2 separate regions of the Mus musculus genome follow, and region 1 is linked to region 2. A link is a contact called in ENCODE Hi-C or POLR2A ChIA-PET data. All regions are on one chromosome and are shown on one strand. Each heading gives the region's core, a stretch centred on a gene start or an enhancer-like site at or near the end of the contact. The rest is flanking DNA. Distances are from core to core; before and after follow the strand shown.

What was found. Hi-C counts contacts between places; a loop is a spot of excess contacts on that map. ChIA-PET counts read pairs that join two places held with the same protein, here RNA polymerase II (POLR2A).
Region 1: a loop to region 2 is called in a map of T-helper 2 cell, with 2.7 times the contacts of the local background. The contact joins two enhancer-like sites. A Hi-C loop is called at or near these places in 2 of 37 maps with a recorded cell type or tissue (T-helper 17 cell and T-helper 2 cell). POLR2A ChIA-PET finds 5 or more read pairs at or near these places in 1 of 5 experiments (embryonic stem cell).

The regions. Positions count from the first base shown.
Region 1 is chr15:58,341,010-58,345,137 of GRCm38, forward strand. It overlaps Anxa13 (annexin A13), which reads right to left. Exons shown (of 8, transcript NM_027211.2): 7 at 3,916-4,026; 8 at 455-984. The coding sequence ends at 865. Among named protein-coding and RNA genes, the nearest start is that of Klhl38, 19 kb to the left of the region's middle. Within about 2 kb of position 2,432, at least 3 of the 3 ENCODE cell types and tissues checked have a DNase peak (open chromatin) inside an H3K27ac peak, as active enhancers do.
Region 2 is chr15:58,251,982-58,255,849 of GRCm38, forward strand. Gm36193 (a long non-coding RNA gene) reads left to right here. Exons shown (of 5, transcript XR_384118.2): 4 at 578-784; 5 at 1,129-1,370. Among named protein-coding and RNA genes, the nearest start is that of Gm36193, 8.0 kb to the left of the region's middle. Within about 2 kb of position 2,335, at least 1 of the 3 ENCODE cell types and tissues checked has a DNase peak (open chromatin) inside an H3K27ac peak, as active enhancers do.

The DNA of each region.
Region 1 (4,128 bases), core at 1,182-3,681, 89 kb after region 2:
GGTGTCCAAGTTAACTTGATAGTCTCTGAATGACTCCATGTGACTACAAGACCAGAGATTTTATTATTGCAGAATCAATACACCTGAGAGACAGGGCATTGACGGTAATCCCATTGGCACTGTGCTTAGCCTAACTGTATGTAAAAATCGGAAGACTCAGGCAAGCCACATGTGTAGAGAAACAAGAAAACTCAATAGAACAAGGCACAGTTAGTGAGTTTTACATCTCATTGCATTTCACATAGGAAGGCTGTCTCTTTTCTCGATGCAGGTCTTGACTGCCATCCTCGGTGATTGTTAATAAATGTTCGCAATCTCCCAGTTCATTTGGATTTCACAAGGTCTCTACTTCCCAGGCAAGAACCCAAGTTCATCAAGCCAATTTGGCAAAGCCGCTGATGGAGGCATAAACCATAACTGTAATTAACAGAAAGGCTTTGAAACTGAGCACACAGAAGGGGAAATGAGCAAACCGTTTAATCTTGTCTTTACGCCGCATTAGCCATTTAACCTCTGCTTTGGCTCTGTACATCTGGGAGGCATATAATTTTCTAAACATTTTATTATAAATGTTCGGGTTCTTCCCCCCACCAACTGCTGATTCCATTTGTGCTTAGAAAGCATTCGCTTCAAATGCTAAAGGGAGACTGGAAGGCAGGCAGTTCAGGTTCCTGCTAAGCCAGCATTCAAGGTGAACTGTTCAAGCCCTTGGAGGAGGCTGCTCCCGACTTCGACAATTTAGCCTTGGGGCTCCTTTTAAATCCATGAATAAACAATCCAGGGGGTGAAGGGTTTTCACCCATTTCCAAATTTGATTTGTTCCGAGGAAGAATCCTGCTATGGGGGTTTCTCCTCAGGCTTGGATCAGTGCAAGAGAGCTACCAGCAGTTTCCGGAAGTCCCCAGAGGTATCTGAGTGAACCATGTCAGAGAGAGACTTCTGATACTTCTCCTGGAACTTGGCCTTTATCCCCTGCAGGTCCACCTGTGGGAAGGATGACGACAACTACGTAGGTGACAGCATCCATGGTACGTGCGTTGTAAATGGCAAACACTCTCCTACGCCACCATACTCATTAATTATATCTTTAAACAGCCATCAGGAGCTAGGCTGGCATTATATTTACATTTGGAGGATAAGAAAAAGAAAGCCTACTTTAGCTCCCTAAAAATATGTGTTTCTTTATGTGTGTATGTATACACTTACTCATGCACATATTCCATTCAAATTTTATTTATGGGAGCTAAAATTTAAACTGCATACTTTTTAAAGTTTTAAAAAATGGCTTATTTATTTTTATTTTGTGTATACTAGTGTTTTGACTGCTTGCACATGTGTGTGAGGGTGTCAGATCCCCTGGAACTGGAGTTACAGAGATTTGTAAGCTGCCATGTGGGTGCTGAGAATTAAATCTGGGTCCTTTGGAAGAACAGCCAGGGCTCTTAACCTCTGAGCCTCCTAAACTGCATATATTTTCATTGTTACAAAACATTTTTCTTTTGAATGTCTTATAGGTGTTTGAAAAGGAGTCATTCTGGGCCACAGAGCTATATACAAACAGGTAGGTGGTTTTCCAAATCATAGTTTGACAGTGTTTGGTAGAAGGTAAGATGATTTTCCAGAGGTTTAAAATTAAGCATGGGGGGCTGGGGAGCTGGGGAGCCGGGGGGCCAGGGAGCTGGCTCAGCCATTAAGAACACTGACTGCTCTTCCAGAAGACCCAGTTTGATTTTCAGCACCCACATGGCAGCTCATAACTGTATCTGCAGTTCCAGATAGACACCCAAGGAATCCAATGCCCTCTTCCTGGGCATCAAGCATACATGTTGCATGGATTGATATACAGGCAAAACACCCACACACATTAAATTATATATATATTAAAAAGAAATGATTTCTTCCTTGTACCACATCAGGAGGAATAATGGTTCCAGTTATCACATTTCAAACTGATCACCATTTGTAGGACTTCTTCTGAGTCTAATTCATAGAAAGCTTAAGAACTCGGGGCAGAAGGGACATGGGGAGGAAAACAGACAAAACATTGTCCTGCTTCAGCCTCTTTCAGCTGCAAAGAGGAGAGCTACACCAGAAAAAAAAAAACAAAAAAAAAAAAAACAAAAACAAAACAAAACAAAAAAAAACCTTCCAGACTGGACAAAACAAGTCTTATAGAGAAACAAAGTTTAGTTTTCTGTTTGGTTTTGATTTTGGTTTTGGTTTGAGCTCTGCCTTGCACAGCAGGCCTAGAAACCATAGAGAAGCATCAGGCTCCCCTTCTCCTGTGTGTGGTTGTACTGAGAAAGAGAAGAGCGAAAGGTAGGAGAGGGTCAGGGAGTAAGGAGTTGTTTGCTGTGGATACTGCTCTCCATCAAGAGACTACTGGAGGACAGATGCTGCCCTGCTGGGCGTCCTCTGGCTGGCTGGATGCCCAGCCCTGGGGGAGGGGCAGGATGGAGCAGCTGGCATTTTTTTCTAGTCCAAGTGGAAGATTAGAGGATCCCCTAAACATATATGTGCTGGGCCCAAAGCGGTTCAGAGAGACTGACCACATATGGAGATGACCCACACTCACATGTGGTCCGTTTGGAGATGGAATTGAACATGGAATGCTGACAACCCATCTGATGGGACCCAATCTCTCACAGGGTCTATAGAACTCTGCTGCTCTCAAGAGTTCCCTGGAACTTCAGCAGGGGCTGAGTGGCTGAGAGCTGGAGAGACAAAGAAGGCAGAGCACCTGAAGGGAGGGAGAGAGACTCAGAACTGAGGAGAGAAAGCAAACTCTAGCAGAATAGCAAAGAAGCTGCTCACATGAATAAGGGGGGCATGGAGGAGGGGGAGAAATTCCAGGCACAGAAATAAAAAAACGAAAGAACTGCCTTGCTGCTGTGAAGCTATATTTAAGAACAACGTCAGCTGTTAAGCGCTTGTCGAAAGGCATGGGTCAGAATTTGGGTTGGTACCGCTCCCTCTCCACTGAACACTTTTTAAAAAAGATGTCTGTGGTTTTCAGCTGCTTGACTCCTTTCATTTCGCCAAGGCTTCTGCCACAGCAGCGGGGACAAGCCTGCCACTTCCCCTTCACCTCACTTCTGCTCACCAAGGCCTGACAGCCCCAGGCGCTCTCTGTGACACTTGCTTGCTGGCTGCTTCCAAGTTTCTGCCTACTCCGGCCCTTCTCTTTCCAAGACTCACATTCTTCTCTGAGAGGGGGTGCAGACTGCTCCTTAGGGAGCAAAAGAAGCCCCAGTCTTTTTATATATGAAGTACTAGTATTTGCATTGGAGCTCATAAGCAGATATTCAGTATTCTCTGTGCTGTTAAGTTTGGGTGAGGAAAGATAGTAATTTGAAAAAAAATAAGTGTCTAAAATAGCTCTTTGAGAGGGTCTGGATTGGAAAAAAAGAAGCCAAGAAACTGTTTTGTTGAAATTTTAGTTGGGGGGTGGGGTTGATTTTTTTTTGTTTGTTTGTTTGTTTTGTTATTCTGAAAAAAACTCATCCTTGTAAGGTGTGCTCCGTTAGATAAAGAGAGTGAGGAAGTCACTTGTGTCCTATCTCTGCTTGCTGCGGGGTGACCCCTTTCCAAGGCTCTGGATTGTTTTCCTTAAAATAGAGCTGGGTGTAGCTGTGCTACCTCGGAACAGCTCCAGCAGTTCCTCTTTACTGCGCCACCAGCTCTCTGGAGCCACCGATGACAAGAATAGAAGCAGCTCTCAGTATTGTATCTTAATAAAAGACAAGGAGAAGGCTGAAGTAGAGTCCAATGTGGTCTGCATATTCTGGGAAGGGAAGGGCTGTCTTTGTCTTACGGGGTTTTGAGAAATAGTCCAACGACAACAACAGTAACCAATGACATCAGTGGGAGGAAAAGATGTTGGAGTCCCCTTTTTTAGAGTCAAGTGTTTCTTACCTCTGCTCTGGTCACAATGATGCGAATTAATGTCTCCTCATCTGTCCCCATACCCTTCATGGCCTTGTATAGTAGGTCAGCAAAATAGCCCTCAAGGTCCTGGGCACATCTCACTAGGAGGGAGGGAAAAGGAGGATGTGAAATGTTCTCATAGTTTGTGGGACAACACAGGGAACCTGCACAGGCACAGCATGTCCCAGCTACTTGTGGGAC
Region 2 (3,868 bases), core at 1,085-3,584:
AAAAATATTATATAACCACAAACCACTTACCTGTCACTTCAGCTTCAACCGCTATCAGCATTCAGTCGAGGCAAGACTTTGAAAACCTTCAGTTTAACTGTTACTTTAAGTCTTCAAGGTTTTCTCTGTACTGTGCACTTTATAACGCACTTGAGTATGATGGTCTATCCTTCTGTTGGTTAGATTTAGAACCACTTATGACACCAACAAACCTTTTGTGTTGCTGGCCAGCTTTTCTGAAGACTTATCTAATTAAATCTGTGGATTGGGGGCAGACCCACCCTAAATATGGGTGGCACCATCCGAAGGTTTGGGGACTGCATGCATTAAAAGATAAGGAGCGAAAAGGCTCTCTCTCTGCTTCCTGACCATTGGAACTTGAACTTCTCTGCTCCATTGGATCATCCCTGTCACAATGACCCACTGCTCCAAAACTGAGCAAAATGCACCTTTCTCCCCTTTAGTTATTTCTGTTGGGTATTTTGGTCATAGCAATGAAGAGTGATACAAGCTATCCTATCTCATATATATAAATATACCACACAGGTGGACCGCAATTGAATCCCTTCCGTCCTAGGGTTTTCGATGAACTATTTAAGGAAGGATGCCCCACCTTGTAGGCAAGAAGCACATCCAGTGTGCACAGCTGATCCTGTACCCCTGCATTCTCATTGGCTGCCATTGCCTTTAAGGAGAGCTCTGCAAGGACCTACTGTCTACCTTCCTCTCTCTGCTCTGGAAATTGTTGTGAGTCCATGAAGAGTGCACACTGTGCACAGCACAGGTAGCGATCCATGTTTGCTCCTGCCCAAGGTCTTTTGGACATCCTTCCTGCTGTAGTTTCCCATCTGGGCTGTGATACCATGTTCTTAGGGGAGTCTTTGGTTCTGTCCAATTCAATCTGGGCTTTCTAGTGATGCGTTCTTACAGAATTGAGTCTTTCTTTTCTTTTACTCTTATCTTAATCTGTCACAATAGAGTCTTCTTGGTGATGGCGATATCTCTTCATCCCTTAAGAGTACACTCTCTAAGACTGCCACCTTTCCCACTGTCTGTGGAGTGCATGCGCGGGATATAACAGATGCCCCACCAATTGCGGACTAACTGAATGCTACTTTACTGTTCAAGGTTAAGACAGAACAACGGTAAAATGAGATCCCTGTAAACCAGCTGCTGGATGAATCATCACGGCATGCGAAGTTCAATACTGGAAGAGATAAGCAACAATGCAGGAAAACAACTCCAGTTCACAGGCAGTGCATGGTTAACTGCCAAACGAGCACTGTCTGAAGATGTCAAAAGCATCAGGTTCAAAGAGAGAACAACCTCTGTGGGCTGGGCTGGGCTGGCTTCAGACTGTATCATCTTTTGAAATATAAAAGCCACATGTGAACAAACATATTGATGTCCTGGAAGCTGAAATTCTTGCTCATGATAATGAGTGTAATTTAATTTCGAGTTACAAGAGTCTCTAGTTCGACCCTGGAGTCATGACGATCATGCAGAACTTCCCACATCGTTCCAGCATGGATGGAACCTGCCCTTTCTCAGGCTCAGAGTCAGGTCTCTGGCTTATCAGTGATAACTGTCCTCGGGCCTTGAATCAGTCCTTCCTCTGCCTGATTTCTCGAGTTCCGTCTCCCATGGTTTTGTGATAAGGGGCTTGTTTTGGGAATGATTTGGAACTTGTGGGCTGACATGTGGAGGCCAGCCTGACCTCTATAGGACCAGACTCTGGTACCTGAGGTCAGCTTTGTCTGCATCTGCCTTAGTTTCAGCACACACCCGTTTATTTCACTCTTTCCCACCCATCTTGCTTTAAAGCATCATCTTTATGAAGGCAAAGGTCCTTAACCAGGTTGTTGCCATGGAAACCTCAGCACACAGGGCTTGGCAGGTGTTTGGTACCTGCTTGTTGAGTGGAGAAGGGTGAGGTTCATGGCCCTGAGTGAAAGCACAGAGGCCAGAGGCTATCCACCTTGCTTCTCCTCTGCTTGTAACTTCAGGGTGAGGTATTGTCCTCTATCTCTTTATTTCCCTTGACATTACCCAACACCAGGTGCTTGCGTGCAGTCAATGTGAGTGGGCACCAATTAAGTGAAGTTAGAGAAGCCTGGGCAGTCATTTGGCCATGGGGTGAAGAGGAAGGAAAGGCAGGCATGAATGAGTTGACTGAAGTCCCTGTTCTCTTTTACCCTTTGTGCAATCTTGGGCAAATCACTAGACTTGAGGGCCTCAGCATACTCATCTGTGTGATGGGAATATTGGCAGCAGCAGTTGTTGTCCCAGGGCAGTTGTGAGGCAGCCTGACTGGGAAGAGGACTGTAAACAATGTAATGGCTGGAGATAAGCGTCATGGTGGACTCTTGCCAAGACCACTTGGAAAGGCTGGGGATTCCCACAGGGCAGTCAGCAGTGTCTTTGGCCTTCAGATGGACTCTGAGCCCGGAAGCTGAACTGGCTGAGTCAAGATGTCCAGGAGCTCCAGTTATCACTGCCCTTCTTTGCCCCACCCTCCTCTAGGCTCCTTCTGCTCGCTCACCTAACCTGGTGATGTGTCAGGCCAAATGTGGCCTGGTAGCCTGAGTTATCTGGAATCACCTTCCAAAACCATACCTGCATTTATGTGTCAGTGGAGGGAAGAAAAACAAGAGAGGGTACAGGGGATGCAGAAAATACGCACGCAAACAGTATTCTCCCCTCCACTACCAACCTTGAATTTGGCTTGTGGTTTCCCAAGGTTTTCTCCACTCAGTGCCAGCCTTGCAGAGAGAATGGAGATCTACTGGGTTTGGTTTGAGGGAAGCCAAAGACCCTCTCTCATTCTCTCAGATTGGCCTGGAATTTTCCCACCGGAACTTTTAGTTTGATGCTTGTATGTGCTCTGTGAAACATAATTTACCATTATTAACCTCTGAGTTTAGAGTGGAGGGTCAGGGACACAGAAGGGGTCATTTGGGGGGTTGGGAAGACACCGTTAGGAGCTATCTTGAAAGGATATCCTGGGGGTGGAACACCGTGTGAAGGCTTAGGGAAGGGACCGCAAGAACTCAGCCAAGGTTGAGGGGAGGGAGGATGGAAAAATTGAGACAGGGAGGTGGGAGCAAGAGGTGGAAGGCCTTGTTAAAAAAAAAAAAACAACCTAATTTCACCATAGGTCTGCACAGAGGGGCTGCTCTGCCTTAGCAAGCTCATTACTACTAATTAGTATTAGTGGAAATGTAGTTGATGTGTGCTTGTGTGTGATGGATGAATGCCTGCACATATGTGGCTCCCACCAGTGACGATGCAGAGGGAGGGCTTTTAAGATACCTTCCTCTCTCTGCTGTAATGTCATGAAGCAGCGTCTCTCCTTGAGCTCAAGATCACCATTTTGTCTAGACTGGCTGGATAGCAAGTTCCACCTGTCTCATGCCTCTCCATGCTGGCGTTAGAGACATGCCGGCTATGCCTGGTCCTTTCCTATGGAAACCAGGGATTCAAAATCAGTAAGCCAGGCACTCCTGCTTGCATAGCAAGCACTGCTATGCACTGGGCTATCTCCCCAGCCCGGAAATATAATTTACTTTTACTTAAACTGCAAGGTATCTTTAATGTTGTCAAAATAAAAATAGTCCTATTGATAAGTCAAATGTACTTTAATAATAGTGTTATAATTTTATGCATAAGGCAATATGGAGGCTTGCTCTGGGTTTCTCTGCTCCATGCTTTCTCCCAAGCCTATTAGTGACTGCTGCATGTGTGCTTGTGTGCACTCCTCTCTGGAGTGCAATAAATTCTGCAGGCTGAGCCACCTTTCTTAGCCCTCGGAGTCTCTTGGGATTTTTTGTTTGGTTGCTTGCTCTTCCTGCCCAGAGCTGAAGTGCTG